Linked DNA regions of Homo sapiens: region 2 is linked to region 1. A link is a contact called in ENCODE Hi-C or POLR2A ChIA-PET data. All regions are on one chromosome and are shown on one strand. The core of a region is the stretch at or near the end of the contact, and the rest is flanking DNA. Distances in the headings are between cores, read along the strand shown. Region 1 has its middle 48 kb from the start of LINC02219. Region 2 overlaps PIK3R1 (phosphoinositide-3-kinase regulatory subunit 1).

What was found. A loop is a pair of places that touch in the nucleus more often than their neighbours do. ChIA-PET counts read pairs that join two places held with the same protein, here RNA polymerase II (POLR2A). Pooled maps may share reads with other maps.
Region 2: a map of GM12878 shows a loop between it and region 1 (3-fold over the local background). The contact joins two enhancer-like sites. A Hi-C loop is called at or near these places in 1 of 168 maps with a recorded cell type or tissue (GM12878), 5 of 37 single-sample maps with no recorded cell type and 5 of 50 pooled maps. POLR2A ChIA-PET finds 5 or more read pairs at or near these places in 2 of 52 experiments (OCI-LY7 and activated CD8-positive, alpha-beta memory T cell).

Annotation. Positions count from the first base shown.
Region 1 is chr5:68,138,553-68,144,733 of GRCh38, forward strand. No RefSeq gene overlaps it. Among named protein-coding and RNA genes, the nearest start is that of LINC02219, 48 kb to the right of the region's middle. Within about 2 kb of position 3,064, at least 2 of the 41 ENCODE cell types and tissues checked have a DNase peak (open chromatin) inside an H3K27ac peak, as active enhancers do.
Region 2 is chr5:68,270,955-68,277,135 of GRCh38, forward strand. It overlaps PIK3R1 (phosphoinositide-3-kinase regulatory subunit 1), which reads left to right. Exons shown (of 16, transcript NM_181523.3): 3 at 2,436-2,528; 4 at 2,985-3,059. Among named protein-coding and RNA genes, the nearest start is that of PIK3R1, 58 kb to the left of the region's middle. RefSeq lists an enhancer at 4,208-4,257. Within about 2 kb of position 2,973, at least 5 of the 41 ENCODE cell types and tissues checked have a DNase peak (open chromatin) inside an H3K27ac peak, as active enhancers do.

The DNA of each region.
Region 1 (6,181 bases), core at 1,814-4,313:
GCCATTTGGTTGTAGTATCAGATCAAAAACTCAGAGTGCCAAGGTCATTGGCCCCTGGATGCACACATCTTATAATCTATGGCTGCCATATAAGACAGAAGAAAGAAATGTGCGCTGTGCCTGCTGAACCCTTTTATATCACTATTTTATTTAATTTTCTCAACAATATGCTTGGATCATCTCATGAGCTCTATTATACAGATGAAAAACTAAAATTTGAAGAGATTAAGTAGTCCAAGTTCATGCAGCTGGTAAGTGTCATCAGCTACCATTTAAGCTCAGGTCTGTCTGGCATCAAAGTTTGTACCATACCTTTACCTCCTAATTCAAGAGAGGACATACAACAATTTTCATTATAGTCCACCCTGATTTATTTGCAAGTATATTATCCTTTTTTCAGTGACTATGGATCTTAGGGGCCATCCAGTTTATAAGCTCTTAAAGTGATGATATCAGTGGTATCAGTTTTAAAAGGAAACTTGGAAAAAATACAGAAAAGTGAAATGTGTATGGGTGTTATATTAGTCAGGGTTCTCTAGAGGGACAGAACTAATAGGATAGACATACATATAAAGGGGAGTTTATTAAGGAGTATTGACTCACACAATCACAAGTAAGGTGCCACAATAGGCCATCTGCAAGCTAAGGAGTAAGGAAGCCAGTCTGAGTCCCAAAACCTCAAAAGTAGGGAAGCCGACAGTGCAGCCTTCAGTCTGTGGTCGAAGTTTCGAGTCCCAAAGCTGAAGAACTTGGAGTCCAATGTTTGAGGGCAGGAGGGATCCAGCACAGGAGAAAGATGGAGGCCAGAAGACTCAGCCAGTGTAGTCTTTCCATGTTCTTCTGCCTGCTTTTATTCTGGCCTGGCTGGCAGCTGATTAGATTGTGCCCACCCAGAGTGAGGGTGAGTCTGCCTTTCCCAGTCCACTAACTCAAATGTTAATCTCCTTTGGCAACACCCTCACAGACACACCCAGGAACAATACTTCGCATCCTGCAATCCAATCAAGTTGACACTTAATATTAACCATCACAGGTGTGTTTATGTTTGACTATTTGAGCTAATGTGAATATTGCCTGACATCCAGAAGTGAAAAAGCACTGGGGTTTTGTGGGGGTTTTTTTGTATTTTTTTTGTTTGTTTAGTTTTTTGTTTGCTGGCCTGAAGCATGGATAATTAGGAGCAGAATTTATGACTGAGCCCAGGGTCACAGATGTTGAGGGTAATAACTATAATGATATCATGGAAAGTTAGAGATGAAAGGGATGTTAAAAACCAACTAGTTAACCCTATCATTTTGCAAATGGGAAACAGAGGACTAGACGTGTTGTGACTTGTGATGTCTGTCAGAACACCTTCTGAGTAATTAAGGGTTGAACTGAATCAGGAGGTTGAAGACAAGATCAATTCAATGAACTGCCCACGACTACAAGGCTAAGCCATGCTCACTCAGCCTGGACCAGGTCTCCTTGTATTCTTGGTCATTTATTCCTTCATTTAGCAGTTTGCTTGCTTAAGATACCAGTGGTTGGGAGCATATGCTGCTTATCAGGCACTCTGATAAACAAGTTTATTTGGATTATCTCACTTAATCATCACCACAACTCAGTGAAGCAAGCAACATTATTATTCTAATTTAACATGGGAGGACATTGATTCTTAGAAGGATTAGGTAACTTGACCAAGGTCAAAATTAAATAGCAGAGTCAGCAGTAAACCCAGGTGCATCGACCCTATCCAGAGCTCTGAATTCTTGCAGTATTTCATAAAGAGATGGAGGGTAAGCTATTATCACATAAATTTTTTTCCTGAAGAATTGAGATCTTCAACAATATTCAAACAATACTGTTAAAATATTGTTTTAACAATATTAAAACAATGTCAGCAGTCTCCCCCGTAGCCCACAGAAAGTGGGAAAACCGCAGCCAGATTCAGGTTCTCACAGCCCTCCACTCTGAGCTCTTCCCTCATGCCTTGGGCTACAGGTCCACATTTTTTATATCAAGATCTTAAATGCCTCACCCAGGCAAAGTAGCTTCCATGGACAGCCTCCGCTTTCACCCCTAAGACAATCTGAAATCATCCCCAGCTGATAATGATAAGTCCTTCCAAAAGGTCCAACCTCACCACACAACAATGAAAAAAAAATTGATCTTTTACTGAAGACTCTGAAGAAAACCAGAGAATCATCCTCCACAGAGTAGAACTCATCACAATATCATGAAACATTTTGATTCTTTCCTGACGGATTTCTCCTGCTTCTAGCTGATTCTTCTATTTTTTTCCCTTGCATATGTCTACCAACCTTTTCTAGTGGAGCAGTTCAACTCTGGCCTTGCCCAAAACCCCTTCAACTCCCCCACCAGCAACATGAAAGCCTAGTGGTTAGCTAAACAGTACTAAGCCTGTCTCCAGAGATTCAGTTCCTGTCACTACAAAAGCCTTACCTGGTCAACCCTTAAATCCACTGTTGTTGCACCAACAACCACTCTACATGTCTCACCCCTTTTCTAACCTCCTTTCTCTCTTCATGTTCTCCTCAAGGAAGAGGAAAAGGGGTCAAGGAAGTGATTCTGAACAAGAAATTCTTACAGCATCTCTTCCCCCACCATACTCTGCCCCTGCACACATGTACACACATACACACATGCAAACACACACACACACTTTCACTCCAGAGATATCTAGCCTTCAGAGAAATTTAAAGATGTTTCTCCTGCTAAGCACTTTTTTCAGTTGCCTGATCACAAATAAACTAGATTTTAATGTTAAAAACTAGAAAATGAAACAAAGCAAGAAAAATAATACCCTACATTCCAGAAACTGAAAAATTCTTGTAACAAAGAATAAGTCAAATCAGAAACTGAAAAATGCAGATAATAAAACACAACATAGCAGAATCTATGGAATATAATTAAAGCAATGCTGAGAGGAAATTTTATATTTATGTAGTTAAAAGGAAAAGTTTAGACAAAACAAATTTAACAGAGTTTATTTTAGCATTAAATGATTCATGAATCAGGAACACTCAAAACCGGAAGAGGTTGAGACAGCTCCACTGAACCTGCATGAGCTGCAGGCCTTTATAGGCTGAATTGAGAAGCAAAATAATCAAATTACTTGATTGGTTATAGCTCGGTATTTGTCTTATTTGGGTCTGATCCAGTGGAAAGTCCCTACTTAGAGGTCGGTTGGCAGTTTCTGACTGGTTAAGTGTAACTAGTGTAACTTTCATTTTACTATGTACATGGGATTGGGTTTTGGTTTGTCTACATAGGAACCCCAGGCGCTGGCACCATCTCAGCCTAATGGCCTCCCAATTAATTGTTTTAACAATATTAATAAATAAGAAAGAAGTAAGTACATAATTCAAAAATTTAGAAAATGAACTATCAAAGAAACCCAAGGAAAGACTAAGTGAAAATAAAAGCATGAGTCAATTAATTATAAAACCAAAAGTATTATAAAATCAATAAATAAAGCCAAGAACAAGAAAAACAATAAAAGAGAGCCCATTAGCTAGTCTTTTTTTTTTTTTTTTTTTTTTTTTTTTTTTTTTCTGAGACAGCCCCATTAGCTAATCTTATCAAAAGCAAAATAGGGGCTGGGTACCATGGCTTACACCTGTAATCCCAGCACTTTGGGAGGCCAAGGCAGGAGGATCACCTGAGGTCAGGTGTTTGAGACCAGCCTGGACAATATGGTGAAACTCTGTCTCTACTAAAAATACAAAAATTAACTGGGCATGTTGGTGGGTACCTATAATCTCAGCTACTTGGGAGGCTGAGGTGGGAGAATCGCTTGAACCTGGGAGGCAGATGTTGCAGTGAGCCAAGATTGTACCACTGCACTCCAGCCTGGGTGACAGTGAGATTCAGACTCAAAAAAAAAAAAAGTCCTAGCCAGAGCAATCAGACAAGAGAAAGAAAGGAAAAGAAGTCAAATTATCTCTCTTTGTGGAGGTTATGGTTCTATATCTAGAAAACTCTGAAAACTCTGTCAAAAGGCTTCTGGAACTGATAAATGACTTCAGTAAAGTTTTAGGATACAAAGTCAATGAGCAAAAATCAGTACTATTTCTAAACACCAATAACACTCAAGCTGAGGGCCAAAAAAAAAACATAATTCCATTTTCAATAGCCACACACAAAAAAATAATACCTCAGAACATATCTAACCAAGGAGATTAAAGATTTCCACATGGAGAACTGCAAAACACTGCTGAAAGAAATCATAAATGACATAAACAAATGGATAAATACTCCATGTTCGTGGTTTGGAAGAATCAATATCATTACAATAGTTATACAGCAATCTACAGATTCAATGCTATTCCTATCAAGCTAACAAAGTCATTCTTCACAGAACTAGAAAACACTATTCTAAAATCCATATGAAACCAAAAAAAGAGCCCAAATAGCCAACACAATCCCAAGCAAAAAGAACAAAGCTGGAGGCATCGTGCTACCTGACTTCAAACTATACTACTGGGCTACAGTAACCAAAACAGCATGGTACTGGTATAAAAACAGACACAGAGACCGATGGAACAGAATGGAGAACTCAGAAAGAAAGCGGCATACCTACAGCCATCTGATCTTCAACAAAGGCAACAAAAATAAGCAGTGGGGAAAGGACTCCCCATTCAATAAATGGTGCTAGGACAGTGACTAACCATATACAGAAGAATGAAATCAAACTTCTACATTTTACCATACACAAAAATTAACTCAAGATAGATTAAAGATTTAAATGTAAGATCTCAAACTATAAGAATCCTTGAAGAAAACCTAGAAAACACCATTCTGGACATTGGCCTTGGGAAAGAATTTATGACTAACTCCTCAAAAGCAATTGCAGCAAAAACAAAAATTGACAAGTGGGACCCAATTAAACTAAAAAGCTCCTCCACAGCAAAGTAAACTATCAACAGAGTGAGCAGAAAACCTACAGAATGGGAGAAAATATTTGTAAACTAAGCATCGGACCAAGTCCTAATATCCAGAATCTATAAGGAACTTAAACAATTGAATAAGCAAAAAATGAATAACCCCATTAAAAAATGGGCAAATGTCTGCTATAAAGACACATGCACACCTATGTTTATTGCCACACTATTCACAATAGCAAAGACTTGGAACTAACCCAAATGCCCATCAATGATAGACTGGATAAAGAAAATGTGGCACATATACACCATGGAATACTATGCAGCCATAAAAAAGAATTAGTTCATGTCCTTTGCAGGGACATGGATGAAGCTGGAAACCATCATTCTCAGCAAACTAACACAAGAACAGAAAACCAAACACCGCATGTTCTCACTCATAAGTGGGAGTTGAACAATGAGAACACATGCATACAGGGAAGGGAACATCACACACCCGGGCCTGTCGGGGGGTGGGGGGCTAGGGGAGGCATAGCATTAGGAGAAATACCTAACATAGGTGACAGATTGATGCGTGCAGCAAACCACCATGGCACATGTATACCTATGTAACAAACCTGCACGTTCTGCACATGTACCCCAGAACTTAAAGTATAATAATAGGAAATAAAAAATAAATAAATAAAATGGGCAAACGACATGAACAGACACTTCTCAAAGGAAGACATAGAAACGGCCAGGTGCAGTGGCTCACACCTGTAATCCCAGCACTTTGGGAGGCCAAGGCAGGTAGATCACCTGAGGTCAGGAGTTTGAGACCAGCCTGGCCACGATGGTGAAACCCTGTCTCTACTAAAAACACAAAAATTAGCCAGGTATGGTGGCAAGTGCCTGTAGTCCCAGCTACTTGGAAGGCTGAGGGAGGAGAATTGCTTGAACCAGGGAAGTGGAGGTTGCAGTGAGCCAAGATTGTGCCATTGCACTCCAGCCTGGGCGACAGAGCGAGACTCTGTCTAAAACAAAAAGAAGAAGAAGAAGACATAGAAGCAGCTAACAAACATATGAAAAAATGCTCAACATCACTAATCATCAGAGAAATGCAAATCAAAACCACAATGAGATACCATCTCACACCATTCAGAATGACTTAATAAAAAGTCAAGAAACAGCAGATGTTGGTGAGTCTGTGGAGAAAAGGGAATGTTTATACACTGTTGGTGGGAATGTAACTTAGTTCATCCACTTGAAAAGCAGTTTGGAGATTTCTCAAAGAACTGAAAACAGAACCACCATTT
Region 2 (6,181 bases), core at 1,723-4,222, 130 kb after region 1:
CTTTAAGACATTTGTATTTGAAGTGCTTTTCAGATATATTTACATTTTAACATACAGGGATTTGAGAGATGTCATTGCTGGATTTTTTCATAGGATCACCCACATGAATTTTCTTATCAAAAGAGTATGTCCTAAAGCTTATTTCTAACCCCAAACAGGTTACTAGCCCATTCCTGGATGTTCCGATTCTGAAGATTTAGGGTGGTACCTGGGAATCAGTATTTCTAGCACGTCCTCCAGGTGGTGCTTAGCTCTGGCAAGTGTGGGAGAGACCAGAGAGAGGTGAAGTTCCCACCCAGCCCTCTGCACAGTGACTGGAAAGTTAATGGCCAGTCGTTTGTGCTTCTATGAAACCTAAGATGTGTTACAGTGATGTTGCAGTAGGACAAAGTCACTCAGGAAATCGAGTGGTAAACATTGCAGGGCTTTGAGTTCAAATATTGATTAGCTCTATGTTAAGATGCCTTGTCTTCAGGGATAGCTTTAGAGTGGGATCTCTAACACAAAGCTGACTCGGGAATCTTTCATCTGCCATTGACAAAATTTGCCCTTGTGCAGGCAAGTAAGACTATACTCTCTAATTTTATGGGCACTAGCCACCTATGGTTGTTTCCATTTAAATCAGTTAAAATAAAAAATTCAGTTCTTCACTGGGAATGGCTGCATTTTACTCAATAACCGCTGTGGCTAGTCATTGCTTTATCAGAGAGCACAGCTGTAGAACATTTCCATCATCACAGAAAGCTCTAATAGTGCTACTGTAGGATTTTCCCTCATAATATAGCTCTTCTCTTTTTATCCTGGGTAGTTGCAATGGCTAATAGAATTAGGTGGAAAGATCATGCATCCATCTATGTACTGCACATTGCATACTGAAATCTGAAAGAATGTTTTTGCAAAATGACTTAATCATACTTCTCTGAGATCAAAATTTAATAACATTACTTTCATAACGTGAATTTGTTCTATGTTGACTTTTAGTACTTGAAATACAGGCTTAATTAAAAATTTGTTGGCCAGGTGCAGTGGCTCACACCTGTAATCCCAGCATTTTGAGAGATTGAGGTGGGTGGATTGCTTGAGTCCATGAGTTCGAGACCAGCCTGGGCAATATGGCAAAACCCCGTCTCTACTAAAAATATACAAAAAATTAGCTGGGAGTGATGCTGTGCACTGTAGTCGCAGCTACTCAGGAGGCTGGGGGGGGAGGATCACATGAACTCAGGAAGTTGAGGCTGCAGCGAGCCATGATCACGCCACTACACTCCAGCCTGGGTGACAGAGCGAGACCCTGTCTCAAAAAAAAAAAAAAAAAAGAAAAAGGAAATTTGTTTACCATAGTATATGGCTTCTAATAAAGAGCTATACTGGTAAAATCTCACAGAAACAAAATTGCAAATATTTAGTCTTTCTCAGATTATATAAATTATTCCTAGAAAAGACTGCAAGCAATGAGGCTAATAAACAGGTTGTACTTATATTTTCATAATGACTTTAATTTACCTTTATTTTGCAGTTTCACAAATTTAAGATGAATATATTTAGCTCCCTCTTCTGGCATAATTTGAGAATTTTTTTGCTTACAATGGTCTTATTTATTTTTTTTGGACTGAGAATAAGGTTATCAATGTAATGTTGAAGAATGTTATTTATGAGTGTCATCCAGTTAGATTTTTTGGTATCATTGTAAATGGTTAAAACGCATGCAAAAAGTTTACGAAAACACCACATTTTAAAAACTACTAATTGACCAAAAAATACATAAACAAAGGCTTTGACAAAGTTATACAGAAATTTATTTTGATATCAAGTGGGCAGTGATCATTCATATTGGCTTCTGGATCTGAGACTCAGCCCATACCTGGCATTTGTGAGGCTTGGGGCAAGAATGCAAAAAGAGGCCCAAGTACCCTGTGCCTAAGTATTTTTGTTATAAATCATGTCAACTGTTCAATAAAATCTGTCCCATCCTTTCTAGGCAGTTATTTCTTCCTAATGACCAGGAGGAGAGATCTGAATTCAGGTTCTTGGGCTCCTGAGAGTTCTGCCCTAGAGTGTGGTATTATGGGGAGAGCTGGATCCTGGTTCATCCCTGGCTTCTCCCTGCACATCCAAACTCCCATCCATCCTGCCACTCCCCCCACCTTTGGGGCCCAGGGGTGTACCTAGACAGGGGGGTTTGTCCTGGGGAGGGTGGACCTGGGGGAAAGGCCATAAGAGGCCATTTAGCAGGAAATCCTGGAGCATTACTCTGAGTAGACCCTAGGTGAGAAGCAGTGGGCATATCACTTTGGCCTGGAAAGTGCAAAAGCCCAGAGCAGGGGTTCTTCTTGCTCGGGCCTGATGTAATTAAATTATTTTGTACGTCCTTCATTGTGGTCTAATGCATTCAACTATCCAAATTAAATACAATGGTGGGATTTTGTTGTTTGCAGCTTTGACTCTCCCGGATCTTGCAGAGCAGTTTGCCCCTCCTGACATTGCCCCGCCTCTTCTTATCAAGCTCGTGGAAGCCATTGAAAAGAAAGGTAACCAGACTGCTAGAGGGCATCAGTTCCTTTGTTCTACCCTTATTTCATGGCTCTTATTATTTGTCTCTTGTGCATTCATTAAGTAAATTTCCTACTACCAGCTATGTCCAGATACTCTGCTGGACACTCAAACTGTTTGGGGCTAAGTACTGGGAAAAATGTCTCAGTCTATAATTTCTAACTCTAGATTATCATGTAGTTTCCATATGGAAACTATTAAATTCTTCATAATTTAATAAATATGATTAACTTTCTTCTTAGAGGCCAGATGGTTTTGCCAAAATTATCAACATGCCAGGTAAGATTAATAGTAGGAGTTGACTTCCAAGAATATTTGGTACACATCTAGAACAGATACTGGATGGAAACTGGAATGTCTCTGGCAGCAGCCTCACAGGTTCTCCAGAGAGCTGTGTTTTGCATACATGGTCTGTGGTCTGTTTTGTGTCCTAGGTCTGGAATGTTCAACTCTATACAGAACACAGAGCTCCAGCAACCTGGCAGAATTACGACAGCTTCTTGATTGTGGTGAGTGTCACAGAGCTAGAAATGCAAATGGGAAAGACAGGTCTTGGCTTTCTGTTTCAGGTAATGCACACACACAAAATTGAATTTAATCTATGCAGTGTTCTAAATTTAAAGGGAACTCAAATCATGTACAGTTCTCCCTGCCCTGTTATGGTAACAGTGCAAACCTTTGAAATTTTTCTCCTGAGTTGGGCTGCAAGTGTGTGCACGCCTCCCTGCAGGCATGTTGGTCATCATCATAGCCATCAGGCCCTGGGTCCTGCAGAGGAGAGAAACCACCTCTTGGTGTTTCTCTCGCTCTGTGTATCTACCATCTTTCCTTGACCCTGAATTTGGCTACATCTAATTCATCTGAATCAATTAAAAAATATTTTTAAGCCTATGTCACTTAAGAAATGTCTCTTCTGACATCCTTTTTCTTTTATTACCTTTCCCTTCCATTTTCCTTTTCCGTTTCCCTTTCTTTCTGGCTTGCCTTCTTTCTTTTTTTGTGTTGAGTGCATTAAGTAACATCACGATATTGTTATGTTCAGTGGTGTGCTGATAAACCAACTCTCTAGGAAGAAAAAGGCCCTGGTTTGTAGCATCTGCCCATTTTTGTGGCATGAATATTCCCACCGGGGCTTATTTCAAGCTAACCAACATGATGTCACTGGATGTGGAATTGGGAAGAATTGAGGACAGTTTGTTAAATAACACTAATTAATTTAGCCAAGAGGGCTTTAGTACCCCAAACACCCACTCCCTCCTTTGGCATAGATGAAAAACTACAAATCAATTTACTTGCCAGCATTCCAGCAAGTCATCTTCTTATAAATCTTTCAAGATCCTTCATTCCCTCATAACGCTTAAAAAAATTATATACTGCCTCACATCATTTTAACTGAAATTAGGTGTTTAAGCCAAAAAGAGTGAAACTCAGTTTTGGACTCCGTCAGAGGTATAATTGTACAAAGAATGCCCACATGACAGTAAATGAGAATTTGAAGCATGAGGCAGTTTCAAAATGAGGCAACTTCTGAGACTTTTAGAAAAGAGGTTTTTTTGGAGAAAAGGAGGAGACTAGACCTTTATCAGTATCAGTAAATTCTTACACTTGAAATGTTCTGACCAGATGTTTCAAAAGTTAAAAAAATGTTTAACTCCATTTTTCCTTTGTACATGGAAATCAGTTGCATGCGAACAGAGCATATCCTCTTTGCTGCTCTGCCTCCTGCACTTCCCACAGAGCAGGTCATTAGAAGTTAACATGCAGAACACTCAAGGTGAAAAGGCTTGTTTTTCGGTGTTTCTGACAGCTTTATCAGGGCTTTAAGGAAACGCTGAATTTTGTCCTTAGCCAATTGAAATGAAGACACATGTTTGGGTCAGAAAATTGGTCAAATTATGAACACGTTTAGTCACAGGAAGAGTTTAGACATCAGAGCCCGATGAAGTGGAAGTTATTTGAGAAATAGTGGTTAGGTTTATAATGTGATCAACACAAAATGATGCAGTTTAGTTATTTAAAAAAAAAAAAAAACTCTTCACACCACTCGTGAGATAGAGTCAACAACCAAGATTCACGTCAATGGTACATTTTGACCAACAGGTTTCCTTCCCCAGTGAGATCAAAACACATAGAAAACTGGTTTCATTTGGAGTCTGTGCTAAAAAAAAGTGAAATTTGTGCCCCACCCCAAAAAATATAAATAAATAAATGATGTCCAAACTTGGGAGTGGATCTGCCAGATCTGTTTCCAACTCAAAGATTTTTCAATACATAAAAACATTGTATAATATCCTGGAGGAAGCTCCAAAATAGTCACTTACACCTAAAAAAAAAAATTATGGCTTTTAACTAACCTTGTGAATTACCAGTCTTTGAAAAGGACAGACATGGCAGACAATAGCCCACTTTTATTAGCACCTGTTATGCTAGTTCATCCATACATTAACTTTGTGATGTATGTCCTAGTAACTTTAACTCACCAGAAAAGAAAGCTGACCCTCAGGTAAATAATTTCTTTCACATTTTTCAGTGCCTTAGTGGCTAATTTTTCTGACTCCAAAAGTCCTTGATTTTTTTCTCTTTTTTAATTTTGCCCTAAAATGAATTGTTTCTTTGTCTCATGCAAGTTTTAATGATTCAGATTTTCACCTGACAGTTTTTGGTTTCATTTAACCTAATTCAGGCTTTCTTAGCCTTGGTACTATTGACATTTTAGGCTGGATAATTCTTTGCTGGAAGAGTGGGAGCTTGTCCCGTGCATTGTGGGAAGCTTAGCCACATCCCTAACCTCTACCCATGAGGTGCCAGCAGCATTCTCCCCCAGTTGTGACAATCAGAAATGTCTCCAGACATTGCCAGATGGCTCATGGCAGAGGGCAGGATCCCACTCCCACTGGGAACCACTAACCTAGGGAGAGACCTAAGGAAGAGGAGACTCCATTCCAGGGGGAGGGAGGGAGGAGTGAAGGGTTGGAGAGTTTACTGGGTACCTGTCATGAGTAGACTCAGTGAAAAGTGAGGTAGGAGAGAATGCAAACACCTCCAACCCAGACCTAAAGATTATGTAGCTCTTCAAAAGTCATCGCATGACAGGTAGGAATAGCTAATGGAAGAGCACGTTAGGCCAGTTTCAATGCAGAAAAGGATTCTTAGAGAGCAGAAGTCAGATAAATAGAACAGACTTTGTCACTAGCTCTAGTAGAATTTGACATAAGGTAAGGTTACCCAAAGACCTGCATAGGATAATTTTATTCATATACTATGAAAGTTCTTTTGATATACCTCATGTGTTGGAAAAGGGCTTTGATGAATTAACTTCACTTGTGGATTGAGCCTTCTAGTTCAATCCACAAACATTTAACACGTTGTATGTGCTGGACACTGAGGGATGCCAGAAGAGCAGGTGACAGCCACAGTCCCTGCCCTTGACGTACCTCGGTCTAGTAGGGAAACACATAATCCCACACTATGATTATACTCCTTGGGAAGTGTCTTGTTAGAGGGGTGGCTCATTAGCACTGCAGAAGCACAGAGGGAAACCCTGCCTGAGGGAGGGATGTGTGCATATTTATTATCTTAACGTTTATACTGCATCACCAAATGTTTTATCACATATTTTAGGATAAGCAAA